2 separate regions of the Homo sapiens genome follow, and region 2 is linked to region 1. A link is a contact called in ENCODE Hi-C or POLR2A ChIA-PET data. All regions are on one chromosome and are shown on one strand. Each heading gives the region's core, a stretch centred on a gene start or an enhancer-like site at or near the end of the contact. The rest is flanking DNA. Distances are from core to core; before and after follow the strand shown.

Region 1 (7,039 bases), core at 1,757-4,256:
AAGCAGCCAGCACTGGTAGGCAGAGCACTGTTAAAGGAAGTATACTAGTAAGAAACTCCTGGTGGAGACACCTAGGGCTCTGTTGTATATGAGATATTTTATTAAACGTAATTGTCCCAAAATGGTAACTGCTAGAGAAAGAGACAGACTGGGGTAGGCTGGCATAAACCTTCAATAAATCAAATTGGAGGCATTAATATTTCTGCAGGCATGTACTTGTGCTTTTTCAAGAATTTCTAATAATCTTGAAAACTTTCTTATAGATAGGAGAATGAAGGCAATAATATTTTTGTCGGAACAGTTTTCCAGGGTGCCAAGATGCTCTCTCTCAGATACAGCAGATTGGCAAGCTCGTTTTCTAAGAGTTCAAAAAACCATTTCACACTTAACTTTGATTACAAGTCAACCTTCTCTTGCTAATTCAGCACGCTTGCTACGAGTTATTGGTTTTTCTCATCTCTTCCTGAAAGTGAAGCAAATGTCCCTTCTCCCATGTGAAATCCTCAAACTTTCACTAACTCCTCCAAAGTTCCACTCTTGACAAAACGTAAGCTGAGTGAGTCTGAGATACTCCATCAACAAAATCAAACATGTTCAAAATTTTGCAAAGGGGAAAAAAACCCAGCAGAGCAATAGGTCTTATTATCGGCCGGATGCAGTTGCTCACACCTGTAATCCCAGCACTTCGGGAGGACAAGGCAGGTGGATCACTTGAGGCCAGGAGTTCAAGACCAGGCTAGCCAACACGGCGAAAACCCGTTTCTACTAAAAATACAAGCATTAGCCTGGCATGATGGCAGGTGCCTATAATCCCAGGTATTTGGGAGGCTGAGGCAGGAGAATCGCTTGAACCCCAGAGGCGGAGGTTGCAGTGAGCCAAGACTGCGCCACTGCACTCCAGCCTGCACTAGAGTGGTATTCCTTAAATTAAAAAAAAAAAAAAAAAAAAAAAAGGTCTTATTCTCTTCCAGCTGTCTGATCTGAATTCCTAGATATTAAGGAAAGACTAAAGTCCTGTGTGTGCACAGCCCTACCCCTGGTGCTGACATTAGGGAGGATGCAGATATCAGGGCATTCTGTCTCACTGTTGCCTCATTAAACACCAGCCTGGAATGCTTGATAGAGAAGGATGGTTTCTTATGGTCCTGGAGGAAGTATGGCTCTAGGGGACTTTGCTTGGATTTTTGGCAAGACAGAGGAATTTTCTTCTCAATATGCAAGAAGAGAACATTACTTCCCAGGGCCTCTTTGTTAGTGTCATGATTTCATGTATAAGAAATTGGCAAGATGCCTTTATGTTCTAGAAAATCCCCCACACCTCAGGGAGAACACATCCTCATCTGAGAGGTGTGAAAGCTAACTTTTAGATTGCTATATGAGGTGCTGTGCTTCTGAGCATTTAGCTGAACACGAGTGTGGGGGCCTTTTTTCCAAACGTGTCCCTGCCTTGGCACCAGGTTCTGTCATTTCAAGTGGTTCGTGAGGATGCTCTTGATTTCCGACTTTCCTTTCCTTGAAAGAATCTGCCCCCAACCTCCCACCTCCCCAGCACACAAGGACACACAGAATCAGTTTGTTCACCGCACCTTGGTTTTCAATTACATAAACCACCTCAGGCAAATTTGGGAAATCAAGTCCTAAAATGGCTGGGTGTACATGCTTGGGAGGGGTAGGTGGGGGAAGTGAAAAAGAAGGGGAGGAGGGAAGGGAGGAAGAAAGAAAATTAGAAATATGGTGGTTCAGGCTGGGGGAAATGCCTGAAAGGAAATGAAAAACTTAAATTTTTTATATTGACCTTCTGCTAACAGTTTGTCACACAAGCATAGAACGGATCATGTGCCTTCTCTGCAGCTTCTCGTACAACTGCCAACCATGAAAGGGGGGCTGGGCCAGGCCCCATAAGAGGCACTAACAATCATTTTTAAAGGCAAGGCCCCTAAAAACAAGTGGCCCATTCCTTTTCAAGGCTCAAATCTTATGTACCGGCAAATCTGAATTTGAAAAGGAAGATTTATGTGGATTTCTGAAATCATGATTTTCCATTACCCTTTTCCCCAGGGGCTATAAAGAAAAAAAAATTTCAAGAGTCGACATGAATTCCTTCAGCATCAAGTAACATTATGATGATGAGTCGAGTGTTAACAAATCAGAAACACATGGTCTTAATTGACTGTGAAATAAATAATGTTTCGAAATGAAAGGGAGAAAACACGTTCAGATGTAAAGCATTAAAAAGGCTTCAAAACCTCAAAAGTTGCCTCAGACATCTGACCTCTTCCTGATTCCAACCCATCTTCTCCTTTCCTGTCTTTCCTGTTTGGGTCCGGTGTTGTCTCATGACTGAAATGCTGGAGGATTCCCGACTATAATCATTTGCAAATATTTCTCTTTGGAGACCTTTGGGGCTTCTAAAACGTCTTAAAGTAAAGGCATGAACATCTTCTAGGTTAGGAATAACAAGCCCAGGATCAGCGAAAGGTGAGTCAACAGGCCCTGTGCAAAGTTTGTCTCTTGTTCTCCAAGATACCCAGTGGTGTCCAGGCTGAACACACATCAGAGATATCTGGAAGGTTTACAAAATACATCCACGCCTGGGCTCCCTCCCCAGAGATTCTGATTCAGTCAGTCCCGAGGGAAAGCCCGGGCACTGGTATATTTGCACCTGCATTTTAAACAAGGGTTCAATGAGATCTGGATCAAATGGAATAAAGTTTTAGGTAGCACTCACATGCCTGGCAATGTTCTAAGTGCTTTTTATAATACTGACTCTTAATCCTCAAAACACCTCATGAGATGGGTAGGAACCATGACCATCATTTCCATTTCACATGTGAGGAGAATGAGGCATAGAGAGGTTTAGAAACTTGCCCAACATTACACAGCTAACCAGTGGCAGAGGCAGGATTCCAAAATGTCTGGCCCCAGAGTCCATGCTGTTAACCACTCTACCAACAGTTGTTAAGCAGCACCCGCAGCATCAGGAAGCTGGTTAGGGAAGTGAATTCTCAGGCCACAGCCTGGATTTACTGCATCGGAAACTCCAGCATGCTGCCTAGCGACTGGTGTTTAGTGAGCTTTCTGGGCGATTCTGCTAGATGCTCAAGTTTGAGAACCAATGCAGCCCACTCTCCGGCCTCTCAGATGTGGATGGGTGTATTGATACAATTCAGAACGCTGAGAAGTGTTGACTTTCAGCTCAGCTTCCCGCTCTCGGATGGCAGCTGTGCATGGTGCCATCTTTGATGGAGAAGTGAGCCGCATCTGGCAGTGGCAGAAAACTTGAAACAGCTGACCTACGGACTATTCTCCCACCAGAGGACATAACCATAACACGCTCCACGGCAAAGTGGTGCCTTCTCCAATTAGGGAATGAATTCTTCCCAGATGACACTGCAGTCCCCACCATCCAGAGCAAAGCCACAGAAGACTCAGCTCTCTTAATGAGCAATTCCCAAACCCCACTGTAATCTTTTCCTCCTCCACTAACGAGATCGTGAAGAAGCCCAGAATCTTCATAAAGCTAAAGATCAAACCAAAACACAGCAATCTCTTCTCCAAGTCTCTACTAACAGAAAAGCATAGAAAATTCCTAATTCTAAAGTTACCTTCCCTGCTTGGCTCCCTCTCTGAAATTCCCAAATGTGCCCCAAACTGGGCTTTCTTTCTTTCTTTAGGAAGAGCATGGGGTGGGTGCGGTGGGGATGAATTAGAAAGAAGTTCTCAAGCGGGTGAAACCCTCCAGCAGCTAGGCAATCATCTTCCTGTAGTGATTTACAGCGTTCCTCTAAAAATATCTATGAGATCACAGTACATTAAGTGCATGACACCAAACATTTGTAACTAATCCATGAAAATAAAGGGCGTCACGTTGCATGGGGAACGTGGTGGAATTTGTCTTGTGTTATCATTCTAAAATAAGACGGCCTCAATTTGATTGAAATATATCTTCACACATTGTCTTCCCAGAGCAGAGCCATTTGAGAAATTCTGATTGCAATTATAAGTGCTGAATAGGGAGTACTTTGCATTTCCTTTGACGACACTGAAAGTTATAAGCAATCCTGATATTAAAATCTTTGGAAATTGATGAGTACCCCAGGCATCATTACAATATTTTCTCCCCCAATCTCAGTAATTAAAATCTATTATGTGAACACGTGTTAACAGTTTTATCAACTACTGTTTTTAATTAACTAAACACACAGGGCCTCCCGCAGTAGAGATGATACCGTTTCATTGTAAATGACCCACCTCACCCTCTAATTCCCCGCCAGATTTATTTGGGAGTCTGGCTGGGAGCTTTATTGAAAACATACCACAGTACTGAATTCCGGAACCTGCCACAACAGCCAGTCTTCATTAAGTGTGTACAGGGCTTTGCAAGTGATTACATCCACGGGACCCTTGTTAATTTTCTGGTTCAGAGTCGTCACCAGCAAATAGAAGGGCTCTCCGACAGTCTCCTTGGAAAAGACACAAAAGTGACAGTTAGCTTTCTGTGGAATCCACTGTACTTTCCAAAGAATTAAAGTTTCTGTTTACAGCAGTAAGGCAGGAGACAGGGTTTTCTAACACTCAACATGAAACGCCCAAGAAAATACACGTTGCTCCACTTGGGATTGGATGCAAAACTCAGAAAACCGCCTCCTCTCTCCATCGCGAATGCACATCTGCACACGCGCACGCGTGCACATTCACAGCGACGTGCAGTACCCACAGTATACCTTGTTATTTTATGTTTAAACTTACATATGGCAGACTAATGCTCATCAGTGGGTTAATGCCTAGGAACAGTTAGATGTGGAGAGTGTACCTTTGTTTACATTCGTATTTAATCACCCTTTAGCAAGCCAGAAATAAACGACATTTAAAAAAATGCACAAGTATCCTTAGTAACAAGGATAAATGTAAGAACATTTTATACATTTGCCAAATACAATGTTTTTTGGTGTTAACAGCACTTCTCGAAGGAAGCAGCCTGCCGTTCAACAGTTTGCAGCCTTATCTCCTCTCCATGGGCCAGGCCAGGCCCGGCCCGGGCAGTTCCCAGACACACACTGCACAGTCCCACCTGGACATGTTTTCCGGTGCTGGGCCAGAGGGACTCCATCTTCTTCCCTGAACCAGAGCCAATTCCATTTCCTCTAAGGTTTTTCTCCAAACACTCGGCCCATCCCGATTGGCTCTTTCTACAAATTTAAGCCACATGCATTTTTCCTGGCTGGGGGTGGGGCTGCCTCCCCTGCTGTGATGGAAATGGCTCACATTCGCAGACACGGATGTCTGCATTCCAAAGGACTCTGAGCACCTCAAGTGGGAGGCGGTGTGTTCTGTTTCCACGGCATCCTCCCAAGGCACTTAGCCCTGGGTCAGCTGTAGAGTATTTGCTAAATAACGAACCTTCCGTAATCAATGGACATTAGGCCTCTGTGGTGGAGGAAGAACCGTGGCTGGGAAGTCAAAGTGCCTTAGTGATGACGAAAGGCCAGCCACGTGGCTGGGGCTCGAAGCGCCAGTTAAGAGTCAAGCTTGACAAGCGATACGTCCAGCTGGGAAAGGAGGATTCCACTGGGTCTCACCTGCTTTCCCTTGCGCAGGCAAGTTACCTAAGACATCTTAAGTCTCTCAGCATCCCACCCCAACCCTGTCCCTTCCTTTATACTTGCTGCAGGAATATCTGCCCTCCCCAGTCCCCGGGCTTCCTCTTGCCACCTCCTGCCACCCTGCAGCTTCTATCCCTGCTGTGATACCTCCTTGAGTCTCCTCTTCAGTGCAGGGCAGAAGTGGAAGTTCAGAAATTTCCAAGGTAGGGAGGGCAGCAGGACTAGTGCATGACATTTAATTCTCATGAGAAACTTCCTTTATTTAGTGGTTTACAACCTCACCCTTCTCTTCTCTTTCCCTCCACCGCCCACCTCCCCCACCCCAAGTAATGCCCTGACCACAAAACTTAGAACCTCTTTTCCTCCAGCACAGATCAGAAGGGAGGCTGAGAACCCTTGGATAGGGGCTGTGTACTCCCGCAGGGGTTGGAGTCAGGGGGCCAGGTGGGCTCTCGGGGGCTGTGTGAAGGGACAGGTCTTGACTCAGGAGGCCTGTGGTCAGGAATTCTCCAGAACTTTCTGGAGAGTAGCTAGACTGAGCTAAGTAACATCTGGCCCTACACTCTGCCCATGCTCCTGGGTCTAACCCTGGCTAATCACCAGAATCCCTTGCGGGCTCTTGTTAAGCATTCAGATGCCTGAGCTCCACTCTAGACCTACAGAGCTGCCATCTCTCTGAAGAATGAGGCCTGGGTATCTGTAGTTTTCATTACCTTCCCGGGGCCGGGGGCGGGGAGGCGGTGGGGGAGGAGGATTCTGATGTGTGGCTGATTTGGGGAATCACAGGGCCATGAGGTTTCTCTGTCACCACTAAACACAACTTTTAGGCGAGCCACAGCCGCTGCGTACGTGATTCCCCTCCCCCAGGGGCCAGGCTTCGACACTTTAACAGACCAGGGCAGATTCCATCTTTTCAGGGCACAGGGCGGTGGCTAAGAGCTCTCGGACCCTGGTGCTGTCCCACAGTAGCAGTGAGATCTGGGGAGAGTCACAGCTCTTCTGTGTTCCAGTTCCCCCATATACAAAATGGTCATGAAGACACTTAGCTCACAGGACCCTTAAGGGGATGAAATGAGAAAAGATAGGTAAAGCTCTTAGCATGCTGTCTGGCACATTCAATAAATGGTATTATTATTTTACCCACAAATCCTTGGTGTCTTGGAAGGGAAAGTTACCTGGCGGTCACGGAGCTACTGTCACCCACTAAACGTCTGTGGGGTAGGACAGGAGGACTAGGGCTGTCGGTGTCCCAGACCCCCTTGAGCACCTGGTGGAGGGACATCAGACCCCTGCACCAGCGGGAATTATTCCACTGAAAGTGAAAGTATCGCCGACTGGCTGGATGCCACTTCCTCCTGGCGAGCCGAGCCGCCCCCTCACCACTCAGAGTGCTCGAGACGCTCTTGAATCAGCACTGTGAAGTCTTGACCCAGAAT
Region 2 (7,039 bases), core at 3,387-5,886, 1.6 Mb before region 1:
TTTTGCAACTCTAGCAGGGTCACTAGCAAGCTATATTAATTCTAAAACAAATATTAAGTGGTAATTCTTTTATTATTGAGATGTTAATTTCCATAGCATAAAATTCACCCTTTTAAAGTGTACAATTCAGTGGTTTTCAGTATATTCAAAAACCTGTGCAACTATCACCACTACTTCCAGAATATTTTCATCACAATTCATATACTTCCCAGATTTTTCTATGGTCTTGGTAAATGACTCCTGTTTAAGGAATTTTCCACACTCAAACTATGCTTTGGGGGCCTTAATGTCATGTGCTCAGGTGGTAATTGCCTAAGTTAAGGAAAATCATAGCTCTCTGCCTACTTAAGTACTCCTTTTAGTACTCTGCTTACAAGTATGGAATCCTTGGATTCATGATTGGATTGACCACCTGTCTTGATAGCCTTTAAAAACCTGCCTGGAAACTACTACCATTAAAAAAACAACAAAAAATCCCAAACTAATTTTTTAAATGTGCAAAAGACATGAACAGGCATTTCTCCAAAGATAAACAAATGGCCAATAAACACATGAAAAGGTGCTCAACATCATTAGCCAAATGCAAATCAAAACCACAATAAGATACCACTTCACACCCATTAGAATAACTATTTTATAAACACCCATAGAAAATAACAAGTGTTGGTGAGGATGTGGAGAAACTGGAACCGTTGTGCATTGCTGGTGGGTATGTAAAACCACGTAGCTGCTGTGGAAAATAGTGTGACAGTTACTCAAAAGAAAAAAAAAAATTTCTCTGTCATCCAGGCTAGAGTGCAGTGATCACAGCTCACTGCAGCTTCAACCTCCCCAGGCTCAGGTAATCCTCCCAACTCAGCTTCCTGAGTAGCTGGGAATATAGCTGCCCACACCATCATGCCTAGCTAGTTTTTGTATTTTTTTTGTAGAGATGCAGTTTCACTATGTTGCCCAGGCTGGTCTCAAACTCCTGGGCTCAAGCAATCTGCTGCCTCAGCCTCCCAAAGTGCTGGGATTACAGGCATGAGCCACCACGCTTGGCCTCCTTAAAAAATTAAACATAGAATTACCAGTAATCCAGTAATTCCACTTCTGGGTATATACCCCAAAGAGCTGAAAGCAGTGACTGGAACAGACATTCGTATACCCATGTTCACAGCAGCATTATTTACTACAGTCCAAAGAGGGAAGCAACCCAGTGTCCACCAAGAGGCAAATGGATTAGAATGTGGTATATCCATATAATGGAATATTATTCAGTCATAAAAAGGAAATTCTGACACATGCTACAACATGGATGAACCTTGAATAATACACTACGTTAAGTCAAACAAGCCAGACACAAAAGGATAATACACAATTCCACTTACATGAGGTATTATGCACGGTCAAATTCATAGACATGTAGACTAGTGGTTACCAGGGGTTAGTTAGGTGGAGGAAGGAATGGAAAATTATTGTTTAATGTTTAATTGTAAAATTATTGTTTAATGGAAAATTATTGTTTAATGGGCAAAAAATTTCACTTTTGGATGGTAAACAAGTTCCAGAAATGGACAACGGTGATGGCTGCAGAACAATGTGAAGGTACTTAATGCCACTGAATTATACACTTAAAAATGGTTAGAGTGGCAAAATTGTAATGTATATTTTACCACAATAAAAAGATAATTAATTACAAAAAAACCCACCAAAACACATGGCTGAATCATTTACAGAAACTCGTTTGACAGACATACAGTCAGTTCAATTCCTTTGGCAGATCTGTCTTTCCCCTGAAGGAATGAATTTCCTCAATAGCTTTGGTGTTGTGCCTTTAGCATTCATTAAAAGACTCAATAATTTCACTTGAAAACTTTCTTTCAGGGCTAAATGATGAGAAATGTTTTGTTTTCTCCAGCAAAGTAGTGTGTTTCCCTTATGGTATTATTATGAATCAAGTGTCTGAGCTCTTCCTACTTTAACTACTAGGAATAAAATCTGTAGCTGAATTCTGGTTTAAGTCCATGTCTTGTACCTAGTATATCACAGTATCCCTCCTGGCTTTGACTTTATTTTTGAATTTTGCCGTATATTTGTCAATTTAATTGTATGTATTCTTATTAGTCAGACTAAACCTTTGAGAAATAAGGTGAAGCAAAATAAATGCAATGTTATGACCTTTACAGCTCTTTAGCTTACCTGCATGTTCATGTAGCCATCTACAGATACCAGATAGCCCTTGTACTCCATTCCCCACTTAAGTTTCACCATCACTGGCTTTCCTGTTAGTCCATTGAGGAAAGGTTTGGGATTGAGGGGTAAACTCTGCACAAAGAACAAAAAAGGATCTAATTAATTATTTTTCCTCCCACCACCAACTCTCTTCTACCGAATCACCAATATTTTGTGGTATGCAAATGAAGAAAACTTTTGACTCCTTATTATTTTAGTACATAATTTTCACTTTTATTTGTTGAGAGTACCAGGGAAATTTAAATATCCAGTTAGCCAATTTCACCTTTAACCCATCAAAACAAAACACTGACTATTCACTTAAGATACACTGACTACCTACATCACTCACTGTTCTGAGCTCTAAAGAAACAAAGATAAAGGCACTAAAAAAAAAAAAAAAAAAAAGCGGGCCAGGTAGGGTGGCTCGTATCTGTAATTCCAGTAATCTGGAAGGCCAAGGCCGGGGGATCACTTGAGGTCACGAGTTCAAGACCAGCCCAGGCAACATAGTGAGACCCCCATCTCTACCAAAAATAGTCAGGTGTGGTGGTGCACACCTGTAGTCCCAGCTACTAGGGAGGATGAGGTGGGAGGACTGCTTGAACCCAGGAGCTCGAGGCTGCAGTGAGCTATGATTAGGCCACTGCACTCCAGCCTGGGCAACAGAGCAAGACCTTGTCTCTTATAAATAAATAAATAAATGAGTCCCTGTCAAGAAGTTGGAGATGGGGAGGGGAACTCCTCACATACAAATAATTATATTGCATGCTGCACTGTAGTAAAAGGAGATATACTAGGCACAAGGGTACCAAAGCAATCCAGGGGAAAAAGGAAAGGTTGCCTGAAATAAGTAATACCTCAGTTTTAAAGGATAAGAGTTTATTTCCAGAGCGGGAAAAAATGCTGTTCCAGGCAAGGCTAGCTACTTATGTAAAAGGAGGGAAGAGTGATGCAACAAGGTGGTTTTGGGGACATACAATTCAGCATTGTCAGTCAAAGCCCCAAATATAAAACTACAGAAGGAAGCAGAGGGCAGATCACGCTTGACAGTATTTAACTGGGGAAGCTAGGGCTAGGTCCTATCTGACTTTGTCAGTAGCACCGCCTCTTACTTACAGCAATTACTTAATGTCTATTTATTCAGCAAACCATTAACATCTCCAGTGATTTCGGTTTTTGCCCTCTTCTGCTCACTCACCAGTCAAACAAAGAAGAGAACTAAGAAACTTGGCTACTAACCCCCTCTAACATGAGCATATTCGGAGTGATCTTGATATGGCGATTACTCCAATAACCTAATGGGTCTCCAGTTTTCATTCTCCAATTTGTTATCCACCACAGTAACTATGATTTTTTAAAGTGCACATCAGATTGTCATATTTCTGCTTAAAATGATCCAATGGCTTCCAACCGAATCATTTTAAATTGATTTGGAGTACAATCAAAACCTCCCAATACAGCCTAAGAGGTCCTGCCCAACGCCTGCTCCTCCGATACCATCTCTTAACCACTATTCGCGCAAGTGGCTATACCTTTCTGTCAATTTCTCCAAATGACCAAGCTTTCTTTCCGGCCGCAGGTCTTATGCTCCTATTCCCTGTGCTCGGTACACTCCTCCTCCTGCTCTTTAAAGGGTCGTATTTCATGACACTTAGGCTTCGAGTTAAATTCCACCTCCTAGGGAGGCCATCTCTGACTAAGCCTCTAATGTCTAACGCGCACCCTCACAGCCTCCTGTCTGCATTGTTCTTAGCACTTATTATTTGCAATTACATACTTGTTATTTTTTGACTAATGTCTGTCTTCCCCACCCAAGTGAGTTAATCTAGAGCATGGCCGTATCATTACTTTCACGGAATGAAAGTGAATTCTGGAGTGTGGTTAAGTGGGAAGTGCAAATTCTCTTTGACTTTTACCCCGACCCTATAGCCCCAACTAAGAATACCCCAGGCCCGGATTCAAACAAAGAGAAGAAGGCACGGGCACTCCTAGGAAAAGAAAGGCATCGGGAGGAGCACGCGCCTCAGAAACCTAAAAGCAGAGTGAAAGGAGCTGGCGACAGGGTGCGCGGCGCCTCACGCGGATGAATGGGAAACGCGCGAAGGAACCAGCAGGCCCCGCGAGGCTGGTCTCCCTCCTTCTCTTTCTCCCCGCTTCTCCCGCCGTTCTCTTTCTCCTTACCATCGTAACCACGGCCGAATGTTGCAGGCTACTCTCTGCCGACCAGGCCGCCGCCCGTCCCTCGTGACTACAGCAGGTACCGCAGGTCCCGAGCCGCAGTTTCAAGAGAAATGGCCGCCAAACAGGACTATGACCTTTCACCTCCCACCACGGCCCTTCCTGCCTCTGTGATTGGACGCAAAGAGGTGCGTGCTGATTGGAGGAGATGGCTGGCCCAGTATCTCCTAGCAACCAGCAGCGGCTTGGGTTTGCGCCTTGCAGGCGGCGCGCGGACCTTGGGAAACCGGCTCTGAGCATCGCTGTGAGGCAGCCAAGGACTGGAGGCAGGCCGGTGTTTTTAAATGTGGTGTCCTTCCTAGAGGGCGGTCTGGGAGAGGCTGTGTAACGGATGTGACTTCTCCCCAACTTGGCTAATGGGGATTTACTTTGTCTTTTTACACCCGTGAGAATGTTCGGGGTCCCAGAGTTCCTTCCTCACTCTTCCAACAGGTTCCATGATTTGGGGGCGCCTCTGCCGCAGGCCCTTTCTACCTGAGTGTTCTCTCTTCTGCAACACCCGTTTTAACCCCTTTTAAAGGAATTGGGGGCTAGCCAGACTAGACTAGGGGCGGCGAAACGCACTGAAGAGAGTTGGATACAGAATTTCTTGCAAACGAGGTCGAGTTGCGTCTGGGATACGGTGTCATGCCCCACCCCCGCCCCACGACCCTGCCGGCCCCACCTTTCTTTTGCTTCGCCTGCAGAAACCCGCACGGCCTTCATACGTGCATTTGAAATTACCTAAGGGCGTAAGCAATATTTCCTCTGTCACGGATTAAAACTTTCGATGTAACGGTGTTATCTGAATCTCACTAGTTTTTGTCGTAATCCTATTGAGTTCGGGTCACTCTGATCTGAAATGCTAAATGCAGTTCTTGGAGAACACGCCCTTTGGGAAGTAACGCTTTTTTGCGGCCCTGAAGAGATGGATTTGGAGTTGAGGATGAAATGTTGGGTGTTGAGGCATTGTGGAGCAGTGGGCAAGACTTTGGAGGGGGCCTGCATTCGGAACCTGCGTCTATCAGGCGCGGCCGGTGTTGGGCAGTGTCTTAACCCCGAGGGCCATTGTTTCCTCGGCAGGAACGCGGCTTTAAAAACGGAACCATCCTCAGGGTGGTTGCGAGAATTTAACGTAAAACGGGGCTTGGCCTTGTAAAAGCTCAGTGTTTCACGTAAATGTTGAACACTGACCAGACAATGATTGTCAGTGTAGTTTTTACCAAACAGTTATTAGATTTATTCACCCTAAACTTCAGTGGATTTCTCCGTTTGTCTATTGTTTTATGAACTTTAAGTCTTTGTATAGACTTTGAGTTCCTACTATGTGTCAGGCTTTTTCAACAATCGTGGAAATCTTACCTTACTGTCTGATTCGGGGTGACAGCCCCGTTTAAGAGATGAGGAAGTAGGCCCAGCAGGTAACTGTTACCAGTTGAGGGTAGCTGTCCGAGTTCTTGGCGTTTTCAACAAAGAATTGGACAAAACGCACAAACAAAGCAGGGCAGCGAAAGCAGAGATTTATTTTAAATGAAAGTACACTCTACAGGGTGGGCACCGCCTGGTGCAAGCGGCTCAAGAGCATTGGTTATAGAATTTTCTGGGCTTTAAATACCCTCTAGAGGTTGCCCATTGGCCCACAACCAGTCTGATTGGTTGCGGGAGGGGACCAATAAGAGGTACTTTCATTTTTCAACTGCCACGCAGAAAAAGGAGGGGTTGAAATGGGAGTAGCCTCTGATACCCAGTCAGCATGGATGGGCCCTAGGTTCCCTGCTTCCAGCCGCTATTCTTCTGCCTCATAGCTTGCTCAGGACCACATACCTGGGTTTCAAAACTCTGCTTTTTCTACTTCATGAAGCTACCTTTCAAAGACTCAATATGTGTTTTAGAAGCCTGACTCTTTAGCTGTTTTCTCAGTGAAGTGAAACGAAATACTACAGTAAACACATTCTGTAAAGATAGTGTATTTAAGGTTGGTTTTTCTTTTCATGTTAAATTTTTTTTTTAATTTGAGACAGGGTCTCATTCTGTCACCCAGGCTGGATTGTAGAGGTGAGATCTTGGCTTACTGCAGCCTTGACCTCTTGGGCTCAAGAGATCCTCCCACTTCAGCCTCCCGAGTAGCTGGGACCACAGGCATGTGCCACCACACCCAGCTAATTTTTTAATTTTTTTTGTAGAGATAGGGTCTCGCTGTGTTGTCCAGGCTGGTCTCAAACTCTTGGGCTCCAGCTGTGTACCCACCTTGGCCTCCCAAAGTGCTGGGATTACAGGCGTGAACCACCATTCCTGGTCCATATTAAATTTTAATCTTAAATACCTTATTAAAATTAAGTGGGCATAAGTCACTGATATTTGTCTAATTATAAATATTATACAAAATTTTGGAAAATGTAGAAAGTTCTAAACAATAAACCTAAAATCACTAGTAATCCCACCAATCAAAGAGAACAACAATTAACTTTTACTGTAACATATGCACTTTTTTTTTTACAAGATATCTACAGTTTTTTGTTGCTGTTGTTTGTTTTTTCTTTTTTGTTGTTGTTTTGGAGACAGAGTGTCACTCCGTCACCCAGGCTGGAGTTAAGTGGTGCGATCT

The links. A loop is a pair of places that touch in the nucleus more often than their neighbours do. ChIA-PET counts read pairs that join two places held with the same protein, here RNA polymerase II (POLR2A). Pooled maps may share reads with other maps.
Region 2: a loop to region 1 is called in a map of CD4-positive, alpha-beta T cell, with 4 times the contacts of the local background. The contact joins the promoter of SNRPF-DT here to the enhancer-like site in region 1. A Hi-C loop is called at or near these places in 1 of 168 maps with a recorded cell type or tissue (CD4-positive, alpha-beta T cell) and 1 of 50 pooled maps. POLR2A ChIA-PET finds 5 or more read pairs at or near these places in 1 of 52 experiments (activated T-cell).

The regions. Positions count from the first base shown.
Region 1 is chr12:94,262,503-94,269,541 of GRCh38, reverse strand. PLXNC1 (plexin C1) reads right to left here. Exons shown (of 31, transcript NM_005761.3): 21 at 4,317-4,463. It also overlaps a transcript of CEP83 not described here. Among named protein-coding and RNA genes, the nearest start is that of PLXNC1-AS1, 90 kb to the right of the region's middle. RefSeq lists enhancers at 4,536-5,299, 5,300-6,064 and a silencer at 6,255-6,334. Within about 2 kb of position 3,006, at least 4 of the 41 ENCODE cell types and tissues checked have a DNase peak (open chromatin) inside an H3K27ac peak, as active enhancers do.
Region 2 is chr12:95,856,436-95,863,474 of GRCh38, reverse strand. It overlaps SNRPF-DT (SNRPF divergent transcript), which reads left to right and starts at 4,636. Exons shown (of 3, transcript NR_135014.1): 1 at 4,636-4,721. It overlaps SNRPF (small nuclear ribonucleoprotein polypeptide F), which reads right to left and starts at 4,523. Exons shown (of 4, transcript NM_003095.5): 1 at 4,399-4,523; 2 at 2,182-2,307. The coding sequence starts at 4,401. RefSeq lists enhancers at 4,201-4,250, 4,281-4,510, 4,631-4,690, 4,741-4,800, 4,199-4,814.